2 separate regions of the Homo sapiens genome follow, and region 1 is linked to region 2. Evidence: read pairs that join two places in POLR2A ChIA-PET (ENCODE). Cell type or tissue: B cell. All regions are shown on one strand.

Region 1 (4,000 bases), 430 kb after region 2:
TCATACCTTACCTAAAAGACAACAGTGTCCAGAAAAGATATACTCTAACCTTAATTATGGAATAAAAAGGACACCTTAGTACAGGTATTTTAATTCATAGAAAACAAATTTCCTGGTGGTTTGGAGGCATTCGCCCAAGGAGTAGATTACCTCATTTTGGACATGGCCTGTCCTAGTTATAAAAAAGCAGAAGTTGATATGCAAGAGGCCAGGCAATGTGTTGATTAAATAAGAAGCTATTTAGAAGACAGTGGGAAGCTGAGTATTCACTGACGTGGGAATGGTTGAGTAAATTATGATATATCCATTATAGGACTATTATGCAGCAATTAGAATAAATAAGCTGCATATTTACTGACTTGGAAAGTTGTCCGTGATATCAACATAAGTGAAAAAACAAGGTTGCAGAGTAATGTATGTAGAATAATGCTGGTTTTGCTTTAAAAATAATACAGGTGAATACTGTGTATGTGTCCATAGCTTGAATATACTTGTATGAACATGGAAATAGATGTGGAAGACTATCTACCTAACAGCATTAATTATTTTAAATATATAAAATGGGGCAGAGGTGGGAGATGATTATTTTATATTCAGTGCCTTTTTACGATGAGCAGTATTGGCTCAGCAATTTTTTTAAAGTAGGAAAAATAAAGAAAAAAGTTGTAGGGTAGGCCAGGGCTGAAAGTATATCCTTGTAACCACCTTATTGTTATATTAATCAGCATTTATTCATGGAGCACTTATTGTTTGCAAAGATGAGAACACAAGTATTGGACTTAACAGTCTACCAGAGGGCCAATAATTTGACTGGGGAGATAAAACCTCTTCACAGGAAAATAAAAGTATTTTCATGATGAGAACAGAGCTGGCTAATTTATATTCATTTTTTGAAATGAATGTAGTGGAAGTGGTGTAACGAGTACAACTCAGACCTGGCAATCTTTTCACTCTGCTACATACTTGTATAAACTTAAGACAAGGCTTTTAACATCTGCACCACCATCTCTCAGGCCCTCTACCTCTGAAGTTGAGAAAGGAAACATCTGGATATGATGCAATTAGCAATACATTAATGGGCATGAAAGGATTCCCTCCCTTCCCCACTCCAGCCCCTGTGTCCCACCCCTATCCCCCAACCCCTTCCCAGAGCTTGGAATTCATTGGGGCTATTTCTCCAAAACATTCTTTGAAGTTAAGCCTTTAGCTCCACAGTCATTAGGGAGACCTCTGAGAACCAAGTCAGCCCCAACAGCCAGTTCAGAATCTTGGCTAAACATGAGTCCTTTTACTCAATGGTCAAAATGCAAAACCAGGCAACTTTTGCTCATGGTGCTAAGTTGCAAACTATCTGTCTCTAGTCTTTAGCGAATGCTATTGGGAAGCATCAGGACAAAAGTCGTCATCCAAAAATTCCAATTCTAGTTTTCTCTTGGTCTGGGCTTAAAGCCAGAGGCGATTCTCCATAGGTGGCATGCCAGTGCCATCTGACTGCTGACATATTCTGTGTGGTGGTTGAGAAAACTGGAGAAGAAAGAGCCAGGGTAGTCAAAGGACTGCTCGTTAATTTTAAGATGTGCAGGATGAAGAGGAGAACAATGCAAGGGTAGGCACTCTGAACAATTTGTGTTATTGACAGCATCAGCAAAAAATAACCAGCTGGCTCTCAGCCAGGGAGTTCCCCATCCAGCTGCTGTGTGTGCATCACAGGTCTAAAGAGCGCCCACGGCCTATAACACTGATCAGTCTGAGTCTCAGTCCATCCTGCCATGGGTTGCAGACCAGACCGTGTTTCATGGGCCTCCTATTTTAGAAGAAAGGTTGAGGAGAAAGAAAGTTACATCCAGTCCTTCTGTGTCACCTGATATATTTAACAGCAAGGAAGGGAGGGAGGGAGGGAGGGAAGGGAAGGGAAGGAAGGATCCCAGTACTTTGGGAGTCCAAAGCACAAGTATTGCTTGAGGCCAGGAGTTTCAGACCAGCTGAGCCATATAATGAGACCCTGATTCTACAAAAAAAAAATTTTTTTTTTAATTAGCCAGGTATGGTGATACATGCCTCTAATACCAGCTACTTAGGAGGCTGAAGTAGGAGGATAGTTTGAGTTCAGGAGTTCAAAGTTACAGTGATCAAGCCACTGCACTCCAGCCTGGGAGACAGAGTAAGACTTTGTCTCTAAAAATCATAATACTAATAACAAAATGGAAAGAGCAAATTTTGATGCTTTACTGTTTTGTGGGCCTGTGTTGTCTACTTTCCCTTCATCCTCAGCTTTGTATTTCACAGTGTTGGTGATATATGGAAAAAAAACTAAGACACAGTCCTTTAGGAATTGCCAAAACTCCTATCTAAATGTGAGTGAGCAATGAAAAATAAGATACATGAAATATGAGGGCTGAGAAAGTGTGTTTTAGGGATGGGAGTGAGAGCTCCTCGTACTGTGTGGGTAGACTAAAGCAAGCTGCCAATCAAGATCTCCTTAAGATTATTTAGCAGGGGGAAGGAGAGAAGAGGGGGCGATCACTTAGTGAGCTGAGCACAAGAGGAATACCTCGCAGCTTTAGAGAATGTTTAGAGGTAGAAGTGCGAGTGGGCAGCCCACATTTCTTCTGCTCCCACCACCGCCATCACACTGTCTCCTTGTCTGCTAAAATTTCATTATTTTTCCATCAAGCACTTACTCTCCAAATTAGGCAATCCTAAAATGCATTTAATTCCATATACCTAGGATCTGTTCAGTAGGCAAATGCCCTCACATAAAAATACTTTTGCAAGAATTGAAACTTCACTGTCTAATCAGGCCACTGATATTCTCTTAAACTAGTCTGTGCTTTCCATTTAAATTGTACCCAGGGAGGAAGTATCCTGTGGTGGAGAAAGCATTCACCTGAGAATCTAAAGACCTGCACTCTAGTTCCTCATTTGAGACTCAGAAATTCTGTGACCTTGAGCAAATTTTGGCCCTTAGTATCTTCACTGGGATAAAATAATGGAGAAAAGTTACCTTTCAAATCCCTTCTCACTCCAGAATGCTGTTTTGCCAAGCCTATTAGAGGAGAACTAATGTTTTAACAGTTCAGTTCTATTGAGTCAGCACATATTTATTGAGCATCTACTGTTGTGCCCTAGTGACTTAAAAGCATTGATAAAAGTGCATTCTTAGAAACATGCAATGCACTGGGCGAATCCTACTCATTTTATAAACATGCTGTGATGGTGATTTTACTTAATCCACAGACCCTGAAACCTCCCAAGCAGGTAGCTCAGTGTAGTGGCAGTTTTAAAATGACAAAGACCTCTTTCTTGAAAACTGACTCAGCTACAATCAGTGTGCTTGTGACAAGACACTTCACTTTTCTTGGTCATGATTTTCTTCTCTGTGAATTTGGGACAATGAGGCCCACCTTAAATGGCTATGGTGAAGAGCAAGAACCCTACCTTCAGTAGAACAGCTGAGCAGAATAACCTAGTAGGAATATATTAAGTTTTGAGCTCAGCAGACCAGGTTCAAGGGCTGGCTTTATGATTTCTTAGATATGTTACTGTTTGAAAGTCAGTTAATTTCTCCAAGCCTCAGCTTCTTGTGTGAGATGGGATAATAACATTTACCACACACAATTACTGTATGGGAAGAGTTCAGCATAGTTTGTAACACTTGGTAAGAATTCAGTTAATAAGAGCAATTACTGTGAATTACCTACAAATTCAGAATTGGCCTATCTAGACACAGTAAGCAGCTGGAGTTTACTTTTGTATTACAAAGGGAAGGAATCATGTCAGAAAAGAGTATAAATGGTCTCAGGGCAGTGGCTCACACCTGTAATCCCAGCACTTTGGAAGGCCAAGGCAGGTGGATCACTTGAGGTCAGAAGTTCGAGACCAGCCTGACCAACATGATGAAACCCCGTCTCTACTAAAAAAATAATAATAATACAAAAATTAGCTGAGTGTGGTGGCAGGCGCCTGTAGTCCCCGCTACTCGGGAGGCTGAGGCACGAGA
Region 2 (4,000 bases):
TCCCACTACCTGGGAGGCTGAGACAGGAGAATTACTTGAACCCAGAAGGTGGAGGTCACAGAGAGCCAAGATTGTGCCACTGCACCCCAGCCTGGGCAACAGAGTGAGACTCTGTCTCAAAAAAATAAAAATAAAAATAAAGTCATTTATTGTAATCTTCAGAGCACCACTGAAAATGTGATGCAAAGAGGATAACTAGAAAGTCAACAGGTAAATTAATATTAAATTCTAAAACCTATTCAAATAATCCTAGAGAAGTCAGGAAAGGAAGAATAAGCAAACAAAGAAGAGAAGGGACATATAGAAAACAAATAGCAAAACAGTAAAGTTAAATCTAACTGTGTCATTACATTAAGTATAAAGGGGCTAAACATCACAAGTAAAAAAAACAGAGATCATTAGATAGGATTTTAAGAGGAAAATCTAACCACATGATGTCTATAAGATAAGCACCTTAACTATAAGACACAGGTTGAAAGAAAATGGAAAGAAAAATATGCCATGTGAAAAGTAGGCTTTAGAAGATTGGACTGGCTGTATCTATCAGAAGAAATAGACTTAAAACAAAGACTTTTACCAGAGATAAAGAAGGAAATTTCCTAATGATAAAATGATCAGTTCATTAGGAAATAATAATAATCATAAAGATGTGTGTGTGGTTGGGCACGGTGGCTCATGCCTGTAATCCCAGCACTTTGGGAGGCTGAGGTGGGTGGATCACCTGAGGTCAGGAGTTAGAGACCAGCCTGAACAACGTGGCAAAACCCCGTCTCTACTAAAAATACAAGAATTAGCTGGGAGTGATGGCATGTGCCTGTAATCCCAGTTACTCAGGAGGCTGAGGCAGGAGAATTGCTTGAACCCAGGAGGCAGAGGTTGCAGTGAGCCGAGCCGAGATCATGCCATTGCACTCCAGCCTGGGCAACAAGAGCAAAACTCCACCTCAGAAAAAAAAAAAAAAGTATATGTGCCTAATAACAGAGGTTCAAAATACATAAAGCAAAAATTGACTGAATTAAAAGAACCAAAAGACAATTCTACCACTAGAGGTGGAGATTTTAAAACACTCTTAGTAATGGACTGACCAACTAGGCAAAAAATAAATAAATAAATAAATAAATAAATAAATAAATAAATAAATAATTACTCTAGACATAGATCCTACTTTATGAGTTGGTTAAGTTGGTGACTGGGAAGGATCTTCATGAGATGAGCTCTTGTAGGAGGGACACTCCATTCTTTGTAACACTACTGATGAAGGAAAAGTAATAAAAACGTTTTAAAAATGAGTATGTCTATTGCACCACTGCACTCCAGCCTGGGCGACAGAGCAAGACTCCATCTCAGGAAAAAAAAAAAAAAAAAAGAGTAAGTCTGAAATATTTCTATTCCTATTTCTCTATGTGTTCTGCATTAGTTTTTCTTGTAACTTTTTTTTTTTTTTTTGAGATGGAATTTCACTCTTTTTGCCCAGGCTGGAATGCAATGGCACAATCTTGGCTTACTGCAACCTCTGCTTCCTGGGTTCAAGTGATTCTCCCGCCTCAGTCTCCCAAGTAGCTGGGATTACAGGCACGTGCCACACCTCCCGGCTAATTTGTGTATTTTTAGTAGAGAAGGGGTTTCACCATGTTGGCCAGGCTGGTCTCTAACTCCTGACCTCAGGTGATCCACCCACCTTGGCCCCCCAAAGTGCTGGGATTGCAGGCATGAGCCACCACACCCAGCCCGTAACATAATTTATTTAGGCTTCAAAAATTGTCCAAGCAACATTTTCTTTTTCTTTCTTTCTTTTCTTTCTTCCTTCCTTCCTTCCCTCCCTCCCTCCTTTTCTTTCTTTCTTTCTTTTTCTTTCTTTCTTTCTTTCTCTGTTTCTCTCTTTCTCTCTTTCAGTGAAAGCAAGTTTATTAAGAAAGTAAAGGAATAAAGAATAGCTGCTTCACAGATAGAGCAGTCCTGAGGGCTGCTGGTCAAGCACCATTTTCTAGACCTGTCCTGTACAGATTTCCCTCCCTTTCCATTTTCTTTACATAACATCAAGAATCATTTATGTTCCTTTGGTAATGTTTCATTCTACATTGCTTCTTCATAACACATGTGCTGTAGATCTTACTAGCAGTATTAGCCAGCAGATGGCTTGTTTATTGTGGTGGTATACTGCTGATGGACTGAAATGATGGCATAAATAGGCTAATTCACTTTTATGTTTTTTCTTCTTTCTTCAAAAGATATAATAAAACAAGACAGAAAACAATTTTTTGACAGATGAAATTGATAATGTTTAGACCGTAAGTCTGGTCTTTGAAAAAAAAAAAAGCCATCAGAAAGTTTCTCACTTTCCTTCTCAAGTCCTCCTGTTTCTGCTAATAGGCACAGCCTCTGACTCCCTTTTATGAAGAACAGATTATAGCACAGATTTAGCCCAAGCTGTTTCTGCTAGGAGAGCTGCTTCTTCCTAAGAAGCGTGCTATAGAACTGGGCAGTCCACTCTCCATTCTCCTAGCCTTGGTATTTTCTGGCTGCGAGCTTTGGATATGTCAGCTAACCTATTCAGCTTATTATTTCATTTCTAATAGAGGCATAACAAGGAAAGGGCTGTCTCTCCTATTTCAAGGGATTGCGGCAAACACTACATTAGATTTCTGTGAATACTCCTTGTAAAAGCGTGAGGCATAATACAAATATCAGATATCAGCGTGAGTTTTCTATTTCATTAGACCTATTTCATTAGAAAAGGTGAAAGCTCTATTATCACTCTCTTAATTGTTTTAGCTCCTTTTTGCTTCACCTTCCCTTTTATTTCTAGTGTCTACTTTGTGCAATTAGGCCTCACGGCTCATGTGTGTTTGTGAAAAAGAATTTTTAAATGTCTTCTATTTGCTATGAGAACATACCCTACTCTTTGTCTAAGCGTAATTTCTAATCATATAACCTGAAGCATATTCTCCGATCTCATAAAGTGGCATTCTTCTGATTCTGATTAGATGTACAGCCCTAATATCATAGTGCAAGTATACATGCCCTCCCATAAGTATTCTGAAGTATGATTCACCCTAGGTTTTCAAATCTCTTCCTTGCCCTAGAAAACAAACTTGGACTCATGTGTTTGCCCACTTTATTCAACTCCTCTGTCTTCTACTCCAGCAAATAGACTCATTCCTCATTCCTCCCAACACTTAAATATGCTTCACAATCCACAAAGCTGTACCTGATGATATATATATATATATATATATATATATATATATATATATATATATTTTTTTTTTTTTTTTTTTTTTTTAAATGACAGGCAGGTAATGTGCAGACATCATAACAAGGCTTGAAGGAGGCATATCTCACACAGGAACATGAAAACCCAATCATCACACTTATAAACGACAAAGGGATCTAGTATATACGTTTTAGATACTGAAAAGAAGACATAACAAAAGGACTTTTAGGGTAAAATTGATTGCAAGGCTAGGTATGGTGGCTCACACCTGTAATCCTAGCACTTTGGGAAGCCGAGCTCAGCAGATTGCCTGAGGTCAGGAGTTCGAGACCAGCCTGGCTAACATGGTGAAACCCTGTCTCCATTAAAAATACAAAAATTATCCAGGCATGGTGGCTCATGCCTGTAGTCCCAGCTACTTGGGGGGCTGAAGCAGGAGAATCGCTTGAACCCTGGAGGTGGAGGTTGCAGTGAGCCGAGATCGTACCACCGCACTCCAGCCTGGGCGACAGAGCAAGACTCCGTCTCCAGAAAAAAAAAAAAAACAAAAAAAAAATTAATTGCAGTGTATTCGAGTGTTGGGTTAGGTAAGAATAAATAAACAAGGCCGGGCGCGGTGGCTCACGCCTGTAATCCCAGCACTTTGGGAGGCCGAGGCGGGCGAATCACAAGGTCAGGAGATCGAGACCATCCTGGCTGACACGGTGAAACACCATCTCTACTAAAAATACAAAAAAATTAGCTGGGCATGGTGGCGGGCGCCTACAGTCCCAGCTACTCGGGAGG

What was found. Peaks named below come from ENCODE experiments on the same cell type or tissue, not always from the same donor. Only the 100,000 strongest peaks of a DNase experiment are listed, where the experiment ranks them.
Region 1: POLR2A ChIA-PET joins it to region 2 with 10 read pairs; 5 of 35 experiments call an interaction of 5 or more read pairs at or near these places.

What each region holds. Positions count from the first base shown.
Region 1 is chr6:134,634,956-134,638,955 of GRCh38, forward strand. No RefSeq gene overlaps it. Among named protein-coding and RNA genes, the nearest start is that of LINC03002, 97 kb to the left of the region's middle. In B cell, no CTCF peak of the experiment used is centred here; a DNase peak (open chromatin) is centred at 1,676.
Region 2 is chr6:134,203,125-134,207,124 of GRCh38, forward strand. The region is part of intron 3 of SGK1 (serum/glucocorticoid regulated kinase 1); the gene reads right to left. LOC124901531 (small nucleolar RNA U13) reads right to left here and starts at 3,390; the gene lies at 3,287-3,390. In B cell, no CTCF peak of the experiment used is centred here; no DNase peak of the experiment used is centred here.